2 separate regions of the Homo sapiens genome follow, and region 1 is linked to region 2. A link is a contact called in ENCODE Hi-C or POLR2A ChIA-PET data. All regions are on one chromosome and are shown on one strand. The core of a region is the stretch at or near the end of the contact, and the rest is flanking DNA. Distances in the headings are between cores, read along the strand shown.

Region 1 (6,389 bases), core at 1,144-3,643, 600 kb after region 2:
AACATTCCACACATGTGGATAGAAGGATGGGTGAGACTGACAGCACTGGGAATCTATACTCAATTCATAAGCTGTTTACATGATTTGATAATTTCCAAGCATTTATTCTATGACTTGATTGTCACAACTCTTACTCTGTTCACACATACTCCCTCCCACACAGCAGTACTAATGCTAGAATTGAACTATTCAAAAAGGCAACAGCAAAGTGGAAATACCCATCTCATTAGAGAATCCAGGGAGTAAGATGTGCTGCTAGGTTACCTCTTAATTTCACTTCGTACATTTCTAGTATCTGCCATAATAAAGTCCTACCTGATGTGCATAAGTGAGTTAATAATATCAGTCCTAAGACTACTTATTCTTAAAAATGCCTGCTCACAAAGTTCAATCTTTGTTTGTATTAGTAACTTACATTTTGAAAGGGATTCCACCAACCTAAGTAATAAGAATGACTCACTGCATCTAAATGGTTTATGCAATATAGTTGCCAAAACTTTTTCTGCTAAAGGTCTATTATTTTGTGTCACTGCAGTGGTGCTTAGGGAACCAGACACCAAAACACAGTCTGAACACTAAGTGTTTAATGAGTTTCCCTGGTAGACAATATTTTATATGTGCTGTCACTTGTTAATTGGGGAGTTGAGCCCATTCCATGTGATTACACCAAGAGAGAATAGGCTTATTAAATTTAATTGAGTAGTAAATAAAACCAATAATTGATATTTAACAATTTACTAATACAATTTTTAAATTTCTATTGCACAATGTCAAGGCAGAATGGAATAAGAGGAAATATGGCACATGTTTTTTAAAATGACATTAATGTCACCACTTCCAGATGCTATTCCTGTGAAATCACATAAATTCCCAAATCAGGCTTTTTTAGGCAAGAAAAACTAGTTTTTCATACCTAGTAAAAATGACAAATGTCTAATGATTTTCAGTCATCTAAAAAAAGAGTTATGTCTTGCCTAACATACTTTTAAGATTTTCAACCAAAAATATTCAGGACAGCACAGTATTAGCAGAGAGATGAGCAAGCAGACCAAGGGCTGAGGACACAACACCCTGTAAAGTTTTCACAGGGGGACATCAACCTAAAGACATTTTGGTAATATGCACACTTAGGAAAGATGAAGAGAGGCACAAAGATTTTTTTACAGTAGAGTGTCAGATGGTTTATTCTCCGCTTTCCTCTCATGTAAAATGTTTGTAAACAGAAAAATATTTTGGCCGAGCGCGGTGGCTCACGCCTGTAATCTCAGCGCTTTAGGAGGCCGAGACGGGCGGATCACTTAAGGTCAGGAGTTCGAGACCAACCTAGCCAACATGGCGAAACCCTGTCTCTACCAAAAATACAAAAATTAGCTGGGCGTGGTGGCGGGCGCCTGTAATCCCAACTACTCGGGAGGCTGAGGCAGGAGAATCGCTTGAACCCGGGAGTCAGAGGTTGCAATGAGTGAGACTGCATCATTGCACTCCAGCCTGGCGACAGGGCGAGATTCCGTCTCCAAAAAAAAAAAAAAAAAAAAAAAAAAAGAATATGGTTTGCTTCCTCATTAACCTTATCAAAGCCTCTCATTTACGCCCCTTCTGTGGACCCCAAACCACAAACCATGACTGCGGTACCTGGTTTATGAATCGCCGTTTGCTCAAACACACGGTTTAACGTTTTAACAAAGCCTCGGCTTAATTTTAGGGGAAGAAAGGTGGGACTGGAAGCCCCATGAACCACAGCTCCTCCCATGCTGGAACCCCGCACACCGAGACACCGAGTCGGGGCTCTCCCGCATCACCCTCCCGTGGTCACCACACTACCTGGATAGGGGAGGCGAGGGGTTCCCGACAGGGCTCCGGCCGGCGGAAGTGGCGCCCGCAGGTACAGACAGGATGCAGGGGTTCCGCTGCCCGCCCCGCCCGGCCCGGCCCTGAACAGAAGAGGACTGAGCCCCGGCTACGCCACGGCGACTCGGTCCGCAGGTTCCGGAGCCGATGGCGTGGAGGCCCGAGTCGCGCCACAGCAGGTTTCAACCAGCCCTCTTCTCCACTTCGGGAAGCCAGGCGCAGTCCACTCACCATTCCTCGGCTTCCCGGGTGTCCTGGCGTCAGCTAGGGATGTCCCAATACTCGCAGGTCACAGGGTGGCAGAGGCTGCTGCAGAGCCACCTGGGCCTCCCAGAGCCAAGAACTAGCAGCGGAGACTAACAGGAAGAGCCGGCTCCGGCGAAGGAGAGACAAAGCAACCGCCAGGCAGATCCCGGAAGCCGCCCTCTCCTTTCCGGCGGCGCGCCTGATTGAACGGTCCCCACCCCAGCGCCCCTGATTGGATGGGGCTTCAGGCCCCGCCCCTCAGGCCCTGAGTGACAGGAGATTGCGATCTCACGTGAGGCTGGATGAGGTCAGAATGACCGCTTTTGGCCTAGCGGTTTGTAGGCGGTGCGTCCTTCCTGCGCTGGGATCCGACCATGCAAGAAGGACATTCACATTTAACCTGTATACAAGTTATAGCTATTTGTGCCTTTTATATATATATATATATATAAAATTGGAAGCAATATAATGACAGTTCTGTAACTGCCCAGGGAGTTCACCTTGCCCGCTACCTAGACAGAGCCGATTTCTCAAGACAGGGGAATAGCAATAGAGAAAGAGTAATTCACGCAGTGTCCTCTGTGCGGGAGACCGGAGTTTTTTTATTTTATTTTATTTTTTTGAAACAGAATCTTGCTCTGTCTCCCAGGCTGGAGTGCAGGCTTGGAGTTTTATGATTATTCAAATCAGTCTCCCTGAGCATTTGGGGTAAGAGTATTTAGAACGTTTATTTTGCCAAGGTTGGGGATGCATATGCATGACACAGCCTCAGGATGTCCTTGATGACATGTGCCCAAGGTGGTCAGAGCACAGCTTGGTTTTGTTGGAGAGAAATGCTCGGTGCCGCAAAGTGAAACCAGCACTCAAGCGAAAGTTTTCTCAGCAACGCAATTTACTTCTGCAGAAGCGTGCTGCTCGCATCAATCACGATCGCAAGAGCACACTGAACAGAGGAAAGCAGGGGTTTTTATTCCTAACGCAGTCCCTACCTCTGGCATGGGCTGGGGTCAGACCGCACGATCTAAACTGACCCGGTTGGCTATTTGTGAATATTTTCCCAAATAAGGAAGGGGGAAGGGGGATGTGAGTTACAATGGTGGGACTTGCGGTTTCCAAGGGAGAAATGGGTGCAGAGCAGGTAACCAAGGGAACAGATGTGAGTTATTGATTAGAACTGACGGAAGGTTGTTTACAGTAACTAAGGGCAAGGAGGCATGGAGAACAAGAAAGTTGAGTTCGAAAACAAAAAAACAAGAAAGTTAACATGCCAAACCTTGGAAGAGAAACTGACTGTATCTGACAGCTTTATACATTTTAGGGAAACAGGAGACATCAATCAACATATGTAAGATGAACACTGGTTTGATCCGGGACAACCTGAAGCAAAAGCGGGTCAACTCGAAGCCAGGAGGGGGCTTCCAGGTCACAGGTAGGTGAGAGACAAACGGTTGCATTCTTTTGAGTTTCTGATTAGCCTTTCCAAAGGAGGCAATAAGATATGCATTCATCTCAGTGAGCAGGGGATGACTCTGAATAGAATGGGAGGCAGGTTTGCCCTAAGCAGTTCCCAGATTGACTTTCCCCTTTAGCTTAGTGATCTGGGGGGCTCAAAACATTTTCCTTTCCAATTTCCCCCTTTTCTTTTAAAAATATTTTGGAGAAAGCATTTTAGAAGAAAATCAGTCTCTGGTCCCAGGTTTTGTCCAATCTCTCATGGAGTAGCTGGGATTACAGGCACTGGACACCACGCCTGCCTAATTTTTTTTTTTTTTTTTTCGTAGAAATGGGGTCTCCCTCAGTTGCCCAGGCTGGTCTCTGGTGCCCAACGCCGGGCTCCCGGTAATCTCTACAAATAATCCAGTGAAGGAATGCCAGAGAGTGGAAAGTGGAGGATGACTGACAAAGGACGCCCGAGTACGTTTTCACTTCAAGCTCTACAGGTAAGTAGGGCGCTCGGAAAATTCCAGGGTAACCTCCGGAAACTATGGGTCAGGCTGAGAGTAAGTTTGCTAATTACTGAAGCCTTGTCCGGCAGTTACTGCGCCGCGGAGGGGTAATTGTGAGTACCCAAAATCTCCCATCTTTGTTCTATCTGGTAAAAAAGTATTCTCTTTGGTTCCCGGAATATGGAACCATGAATGTAAAAGACTGGGACAAGGTCGGATCAGACTTAAAACGAGCACAACAAGAGGGCCACGATATTCCCTTCTTGCTTGGTCTGCGTGGCCTGCAATTAAAACAGCACTGGAGCCCTTCCACACTGAGGAGGAGCTTCAGGATGACATAGAAAACTTTAATAATCAGGAGTCTAATGATCAGCAAAATCAACCATCACAGTCTAGTTTTAAAAAGGCCGAGAAACGGGAAGGTATATATGCTAATCTCCAAAAACTTATAAAAGAAACAGTGCCACCTACTTCGCCTTTAGGGGAAGGTCTGGAATGGCCACCCCCGGCTCAGCCTTACAAATTTTTGGAACTGGAGCCTGAGACGCGGCTTGCCGCTCCCATTGTTGCAGGCCCCACCAATAACTATGGCGAAGGGAAGCTTCAGGCTCGCCTAACAGCCAATTACGATCAGGGAATGATCCTCTACCACCTGTTAATTGTGGTAGAGGAATGCTGCGAGCCGGTCCAAATACAAATTATGGCACGGGGACAATCCCGTCATCCATTCGCCAGGCATGAGAAATGGGGGATTTGGATGCTTTGCAGTTTCTGGTAATTAATTCGCCAGTTGAGGAGCCCAGAGAACATGCTCAAGCATGCTGGCAGCCACTTCCTTTTAAAATATTAAAATACTTAAAGCAAGCAATTGGACAATATGGGCCAAATTCTCCTTATGTTCATTCCTTGTTACAATCTGTGGCTTATAACAGGCGTTTAATACCTATGGATTGGGAGGCACTAGCCCAATCCACTCCGTCCCCCTCTGAATTTCTCCAATTTAAAACCTGGTGGACAGATGAAGCAACAAATCGGGCATGCAGAAATGCTCAAGTCCAACGTCCCGTTAATATCACATCTGATCAATTGCTTGGAATCACATGGGGTACTCTAAATCAACAGAATGGTAATGGGTGATGAGGTTGTTGATCAGGTCAGAACTATATGCCTAAGAGCCTGGGAAAAAATTCACAACCCTGGTACAACTTATCCGTGTTTTAACTCAGTTCGACAGGGTCCAAGGGAGCCTTATCCAGATTTTATTGCCCGTTTGTAAGATGCGGCTCAAAAGGCTATTTCAGATTTTCATGCCAGGAAAGTGATCGTTCAGCTGCTTGCTGATGAAAATGCTAATACAGAATGTCAGGCAGCAATTAGACCTATTAAAGGAAAGGCAGATCTAAATGAGGAAAAAGCTTTAAGTGAATACATTAAAGCCTGTGATGGCATTGGGGAGCACTTATATAAGGCCAGCTTCCTTGCTCAGGCAATGGCTGGACTAAGGGTAACAAAAAACACATGAGTGTTCCCCAGGTCTTGCTATAATTGTGGACAGATAGGACATACAAAAAGAGAGTGTACAAAGAGGCAAAAAAGGCAAAACTCAGGACCGGGCCCCAATTCAAAACGGGGCATTCCCAATTCAGGACGGGACATCCCTGACTCCAAATGGAGTGTTCCCAAATGGATTGAGGCAGGTTTCAACCAGCCCTCTTCCCCACTTTGGGAAGCCAGCCGCAGTCCAGGAAGGTCCCAAAAGGAGTTTATGGCCCACTGCCAAATGGCACGGTGGGACTTATACTGGGAAGGTCCAACTTAAAGGGAATTCAAGTACATACAGGAGTAGTGGACTCTGATTGCTACGGAGAAATTCAAATTGTTATCTCCTCCACTGTTCCCTGGAGTGCTAATCCACGTGACAGAATAGCTCAACTGTTGCTTTTGCCGTATGTTAAGTTAGGAGAAAGCTCAGAAAAAAGAATAGGAGGATTTGGAAGCACAAATTCAGCAGGCAAGGCTGCCTATTGGGTAAATCAAGTCTCTGACAATAGACCTATTTGTATGGTCACCATTCAAGGAAAACAATTTGAGGGTCTGGTCAACATAGGAGCAGATGTGTCGATCATAGCTCTTTACCAATGGCCAAAAAACTGGCCCAAACAAAAGGCCCCAGTGGGTCTTGTTGAGGTTGAGGATTTGCTTGTATTTCACCAGGAGAGAATCAGCTTCCTGTCTGGGTACCCACAAGACATCTTAAGCTGTGCCATGAGACAGAGTCCAAGAAGAGGAAAAGACCTCAGAATGTCTCTGCGCCCCCAGTTCGTCAGACGGCTCAGATGAACATCTCTG
Region 2 (6,063 bases), core at 1,797-4,296:
GAAGTAGAGATGTGCATCCCTTAAGGACATCATGAGGTGATTTCATTGTTGTAGGAACATCATGGTGTATCCTCACACAAACCCAGACTGTACATACAGCCTGCTACACACCTAGGCTAGCAGGTATTGTCTGTACTGCCTACTGCTCTGAGGCTATAAACCTGCACCGCGTGTTACTGTACTGAATACTGTAGGTAACTGTAAAACAATGGTAAGTATTTGTGTATCTAAATGTACCTAAACACAGAAAAAGTACAGTTAAAAAATGATATAATCATACAGGGCCACTGTCATGTATCTGGTCTTTCGCTGACCAAAATGTCGTTATGCAGTGCATGACTGTAATTATCATCAATATCTGTTTTTTTAATTCTATTTTGATTTTTCCTTTCCCATGTAACTGTTAATTGCTACAAACTAACATTTTCATTCCATACTTAATTCAGATGGAAGGCAGCAGAAGGACAGGGGCAGTTAGGAGGAAAATTCTGCCAGACATTCATACTAAAACTAAGGGCTTACTATGTGTTAGACACTGGGGCTACAAAAACTGAAAGATGCACTATTCTTAAAGACTTCACAATGGACAGTGAATAAAGAGAAACAAATTTTACTTACAAGATGACAAGTAATACAGAAACTTATCCCTCAAGGACAGGCATTCAACAGTGGCAGAAAACTGCATCAAACAATGCGCTAACATTTCCCTAACACTATTTTCAGGTTGCAGTGATTCCCAACCAGGCTCTTTGGAACACTATAACCACTAAAATGGGAGTGTTCAAACAGAGCAACTACTACCACAACACAAGTGAACTGTGTATCCTGGCAATCCAAAGTAAGTGCAAATATTTTGTGTCTGTGTAAAATACTAGTAAGTATTTGTCAGTCATTATGAAGAATCTGTTTAGCTTGTTTTGTTTAGATGCTTAGCATTTACTTATATCCCTTTTTCTATGTTTATGTTTGCTGATTTCCCCACTGGATAACTATCGGTGGGAAGTAGAGTGAGCCTGCCTTCTATCTTAAAAGCCAAAAAGGCTAAATACCGTCTCAACCTCCCTCGCGCTAGGGGTGCAGGCAGTGACCTAAGTTTAGCCAATCCAAGACACTCACTGAGGACTTTGAATAAAAGCCAGTATCACAAAGAAGAATGGTTGAGAGAATCACTCTCCAGCAACAGTGAGTTTCCCAAGGAGCAGCAGCAGCAGCAGCACCAGGGTCCAGTGTCTATGGTGTTCGTGGTACCTACTGCAGAATCCAATATTATCAGGCGACAGAAGTGATATACACCCCAGATCCCAGCCCCAGCTACTTTTGCAGTGCAATCCTAACTTGGTTCAGCCGATGCCCAGTCAAGTCTTGGCAGACTTTAAAGCAACACTGAGAACTCCCCCAAAACTCTTTCATTAAATTCCTTTTTTGCTTAAATCCCCAGTTACTGCAAACAGGAAAAATGAATGAGACTAATGAAATAGTATGGTAAATCAACAAGCATCCCACCCACAAAGGGTTTGTGTAGCTTATTTTGGAAATGCACAATTCCGTGTGTCACAAGACTCAACTTCAGCTCTAATGATTCAATTGCCAATTTGTCACCATTTATTCATTCCAAAACTTTTCTGTTCCAAGAACTATCTTGAAAGGAACGAATTGTTTTCAACCACACAGTTTACAAAAACTTCAAGATGCTGCTCTCTCCCGAACAGATGTTTTCGCTGTTATCATTACTTCAGAAAGCAACAGACAAAATTATTATTTGGTAGCTCTAAAATGCAAAGTCATATTCCTGAATTATGAATCAAATGAGAACAAAGTAAGAACAATGGTCAAATTACAGATACGAGTTTTGCACTTACCGTCCCACCTCCACCCACCTAAATCTCAGACTGGCAGGTCTGAAAAGCGGCCATGCACAAAATCATCGCACTCATCTCAAAATAGAACTCTTCTTCCTCGCACACAGAAGCTCAATAATATTTGTTGACTGAATGCAGTTCCTATTATTCATGTATGTTACACATTTCCATAAATTGCTTTCACATAGCACTTTACACCGGCACAGCGCGTCCAGGCTTCCAAAACACCTTCACGTGAATCCCTGCATCTAGAATGGTGGTTAAGAGTTAGACATGCCTGCACAGCCATTAAATGGCACAGCACACGGGGGACCCGTGTCTGATGCTCCCACAGCACATTAATTGCCCCTCTATTTCAGCCCTTCTGGTACACTGTAATTCTCTCTCTCACTTGATCAGCTCTTTGAGGAGGTCCCGTTCCTCTTCGTATCCCCAGGCCACACACAACCCAGACCACAGAGGTGCACCGTAGACATCAAGATTCTTCCACCTGCTGCAAGCCTGATGCTTTACCGGCGGGGCCTCTGCAGGGGAGCCTGATTTATACTCATCCCAGCTCCCACCCAGCCCCACGCCCGCCACGTGTGATTTCCACAGCCGCACCAAGGAAGACTGTCCAGCACACAGACTTTTCGTCTCCCAGCAAAATTATCCCCGGCACAACGCTTCCCCCTCAAGTCTGCCCAATGGCTTTCCCATTTCCACCGCAGCCCAGGTTGGGGGGCAGTGGCTGAGCCTGGGCCCCCTCCCAGCCCCGCTGCGGCAACCTAGGGGGGTGTCCGGGCGGGGCCTGTCAGCAGCGACCCGCCCCCGGGCACACGCGCGTCAGGGGCAGCACCGCCAAGCTGCCTGTGCAGCCCCATCCAGCAGGAGTCCCGCGGCTGCCGGCCGCCCGACGCCCCCCCCTCCCCAGCACCCCACACAGCTCGCGACTCAGGTAGGCGAGGGCGCTCCTTACGCACCCGAGAAGGCAGCGGTCGCAGACGACGCCACGACTCCCCTTGCACACCGTGTACGCCAAGGGATCCGAGCGGAAGAGTAGCTCTCCGGGGCGCAGCGGGGTCACGGCGCGCAGCCCGTTTCCCCTCTTGGCGGTTGCGAACTTTTCCACCTTCAGCGGCTCCATCCTCCCGCAGCTCCGGCACCTCAGACGGCTACCCGCGTCCAGCAGCGGGCGTCTCACGGGCTGCCGGGACCCGCGCGCCTGCGCCCTGCGCGCACACGTACGCCCGAGGGGCGGGGCGGGCGCGGTGGGGCAAGAGCATGCGCAGATGGAGTCTGGAGGGACGGCTGGAGTGGAGTGTGTGGGACCTGAAGGTGGTCGTAAGGCTCCGCGTGCGGCTCGTGCCCATGGCGACTGCGCAGAAGACAGGCGGGGTTTTTTTTCTCCCTCTAACATTGTATTACGATCATTTTAACGCATACGGAACAGTTGAAAACAGTGCAGTGAACACCTATATACCTCCGCCTAAATCAGACAACCTAGCACTTTGCCATTTCTGCTCGTCACTCTCTCCCCACCTGTAGCTATGTATACACGTATTGTCGTTAAACTATTTCAAAGTTGCAGGCATCATGACATCACAACTAGTACTTTGCACTGTAACTTTTTTTTGTTTTAGGACGGAGTCTTGCTCTGTCGCCCAGGCTGGAGTGCAGTGGCGAGATCTCGGCTCACTGCAACCTCTGACCTCCGGGTTCAAGCGATTCTCCTGCCTCAGCCTCCATAGTAGCTGGGACTACAGGCATGTGCAATCCTCCCGCCTGGGCCTCCTGACTAGATGGGACTATAGGCTCACGCCACCATGCCTGGCTAATGCTTTTTACTTTCCTCCAGAGACAGTCTACCTATGTCGCCCAGGCTAGTCGCAAACTCCTGGCCTCAAGTGAACCTGAACCTCCTGCCTCGACCTCTCGAATTGCTGGAATTACAGGTGTGAGCCACCACACCCAGCTTAATTTTCTTTTTTGTTTTTGGGGTTTGTTTTGTTTTGTTTTGTTTTTTGAGACGGAGTCTCATTCTCGCCCAGGCTGGAATGCAGTGGTACGATATTGGCTCACTGCAACCTCTGCCTCCCGGGTTCAAGCGATTCTCCTGCCTCAGCCTCTTGAGTAGCTGGGACTACAGGCGCCTGCCACCACGCCCGGCTAATTTTTGTATTTTTAGTAGAGACGAGGTTTCACCGTGTTAGCCAGGATGGTCTCGATCTAACCTTGTGATCCGCCCGCCTCGGCCTCTCAAAGTGCTGGGATTACAGGCGTGAGCCACCGCGCCCAGCCCACCCGGCCTAAATTTCTTAGTTTGGACAAACGTGCCATGGTAATGCAAAATGTCATTATTAAGGGCAGCTGGATGGAAGGTGTAGGAGTACACTATAGTGCCTTTCAATTTTTCTGTGTATCTAAAGTCATTTCAAAAGTAAACATTTATTTTAAAACATGAAGGTGGTTATGCTTCCATGAGTGTAAAGTACAAAAGGCAGGCTCGTGGTGCTGTCAGAAGTCAGAACACTGGTTTCAGGGCTGGGGGTGTTGGGAGGGGCTGGGCATGGTTGGCTTTGTGATCTGGGGGCTGGTGTGTTCCATCTGTGAATATCTTTTAAGCTGTGCACTTACCAGGGATGTAAGTCATATCTTAATAAATTTTCATAAGTTTGACAAAAAATAAAATGAGGATGGGAAGCTTGTTTGGGTTGTGGGGCCTCGGGTGCTTATCCAGCCATGAGCTGTGTCCCAGATGCTTCTAGAAGCCTGGAGGGAGCTGAGAACATTCCAAGTCGAGGTGGCAGAGCCAAGGCCCTGAGGTGGGAGCGCAATGCTGCACATCCCCAGCTGTGAATGGGGTGTCCTGGTCAGAAGCAGTGCTGTGTGCACTGCAGGGCCGGCAAATCCACGTCCACATTGTGGCTTGGTGCAGTGAAAGCCAATCTCAGCCCCCTCCACAGTGTGATTAGCCTGCCAGCAGGTGGCCAGCTGGTCCTCCTGGGAAATGGTGCCAACCCAGAGACTGGGTGCAAGTGTCTCATCCACGGAGGGGCGCTCAGCAGTGGTGTCAGCCTGGTGAGCCTCGGTAAGGGCACGTGCAGGATGCTGAGCCTCTTCCGTTCCCATGCCCGTCTCAAGGCCACTTGCTCCGTGGGCCCATCCAGCAAGCATGGTGGCCAGGAAAGAAGCCGGCTCCATTCACAGGGCGTGCTGTTTTGCTCACCTCAGGACCAAGAGCATCCTCCATAGTGATTCTCTTTGGTGGGAGCACTAGAAACATGAACCACAGATACCTTCAGCGTCTGAGCCGCTGAGGCGAGGGCTGCAGGACACCCTGCTGTCGGGAAACCCTGCACTGGCGGCTGGAAGGCATGTGGTGGTGGCGCCTGCTGTGGCTGCAGCAGTTGCTGCGAGGCTTCGGGATCTCGCCGGCCCCTGCGAGGTGAATTGTGACAGTGCAGAGCTCCGTGGTACCAGGGCCCCCTGCATGGCCATGCTGACTGCAGCTGGGAGCCCACCACACCTCTGGTTCCCCGCTCTTCCCAGGGCTGGGGTCTAGGCCAGGCCCCTCTTGGCCTGCGAATTGTGCCCTGGGAGGGGGACACTGTTCCACAGGTTGGGACCAAGGACCCAGGGCATGCTACTGGCTGGCTGGGCTGCAGGGATGCCATGCTCACCTTTCTCTCTCATGGCCTTGACGGGACCGGCTTCCTCATTGAACAGCATTTTCCAAGGTGTCTGGGATTGCTGGTGGGGTGCCACCCTGGCTCCTTCTAGGCATGCCCGTCATTGGCCACCAAGGGGGCCAGATGCAGGTGCCCATGCTGCTGTGGGGGCATCTCCCAACTTCCCTCTTAGTCCTGATGGGCCTAGGCAGGGCCTGATATGGGGGTCCCCATGGGCTTCCGGGGCTAAGCCTGCCCCATGGTCCCAGGGCTGTCCAGGACACATTCAGAAGGGACATGAGCTCAGCAGCTCTGTTTGAAATTATTATGGAACCAAGGGCCCCCCACATCCAAGTCCACTGGGAGTCGGGACATGGAGTTCCGCTGCAGGTACCTCCAGGAACCCCGAGGTCCTCCTTGAGCCAAGGCCAGGCTGGGCACACCATAAGTCCTGGGTCCCCCAGAGAATGGCCTGCTGCCCTGGGCTCCCCAGAAGCCCCCTCACGCCCCTGGGCCTTGGCCACATGGAAGCCCCACCAGGACAGGTGTGAGAG

What was found. Hi-C counts contacts between places; a loop is a spot of excess contacts on that map. ChIA-PET counts read pairs that join two places held with the same protein, here RNA polymerase II (POLR2A). Pooled maps may share reads with other maps.
Region 1: a loop to region 2 is called in a map of CD4-positive, alpha-beta T cell, with 8 times the contacts of the local background. The contact joins the promoter of FLJ39095 here to the promoter of SMYD3 in region 2. A Hi-C loop is called at or near these places in 2 of 168 maps with a recorded cell type or tissue (CD4-positive, alpha-beta T cell and naive thymus-derived CD4-positive, alpha-beta T cell) and 8 of 50 pooled maps. POLR2A ChIA-PET finds 5 or more read pairs at or near these places in 2 of 52 experiments (activated B cell and activated CD4-positive, alpha-beta T cell).

The regions. Positions count from the first base shown.
Region 1 is chr1:247,102,118-247,108,506 of GRCh38, forward strand. FLJ39095 (a long non-coding RNA gene) reads left to right here and starts at 2,394. Exons shown (of 3, transcript NR_147502.1): 1 at 2,394-3,523; 2 at 3,876-4,034; 3 at 6,255-6,389. ZNF669 (zinc finger protein 669) reads right to left here and starts at 2,239. Exons shown (of 4, transcript NM_001142572.2): 1 at 2,080-2,239. The coding sequence starts at 2,082. RefSeq lists an enhancer at 2,190-2,484.
Region 2 is chr1:246,504,233-246,510,295 of GRCh38, forward strand. SMYD3 (SET and MYND domain containing 3) reads right to left here and starts at 3,047. Exons shown (of 12, transcript NM_001167740.2): 1 at 2,822-3,047. The coding sequence starts at 2,985. RefSeq lists enhancers at 1,998-2,498, 2,499-2,999 and silencers at 2,685-2,734, 3,005-3,184, 3,674-3,906.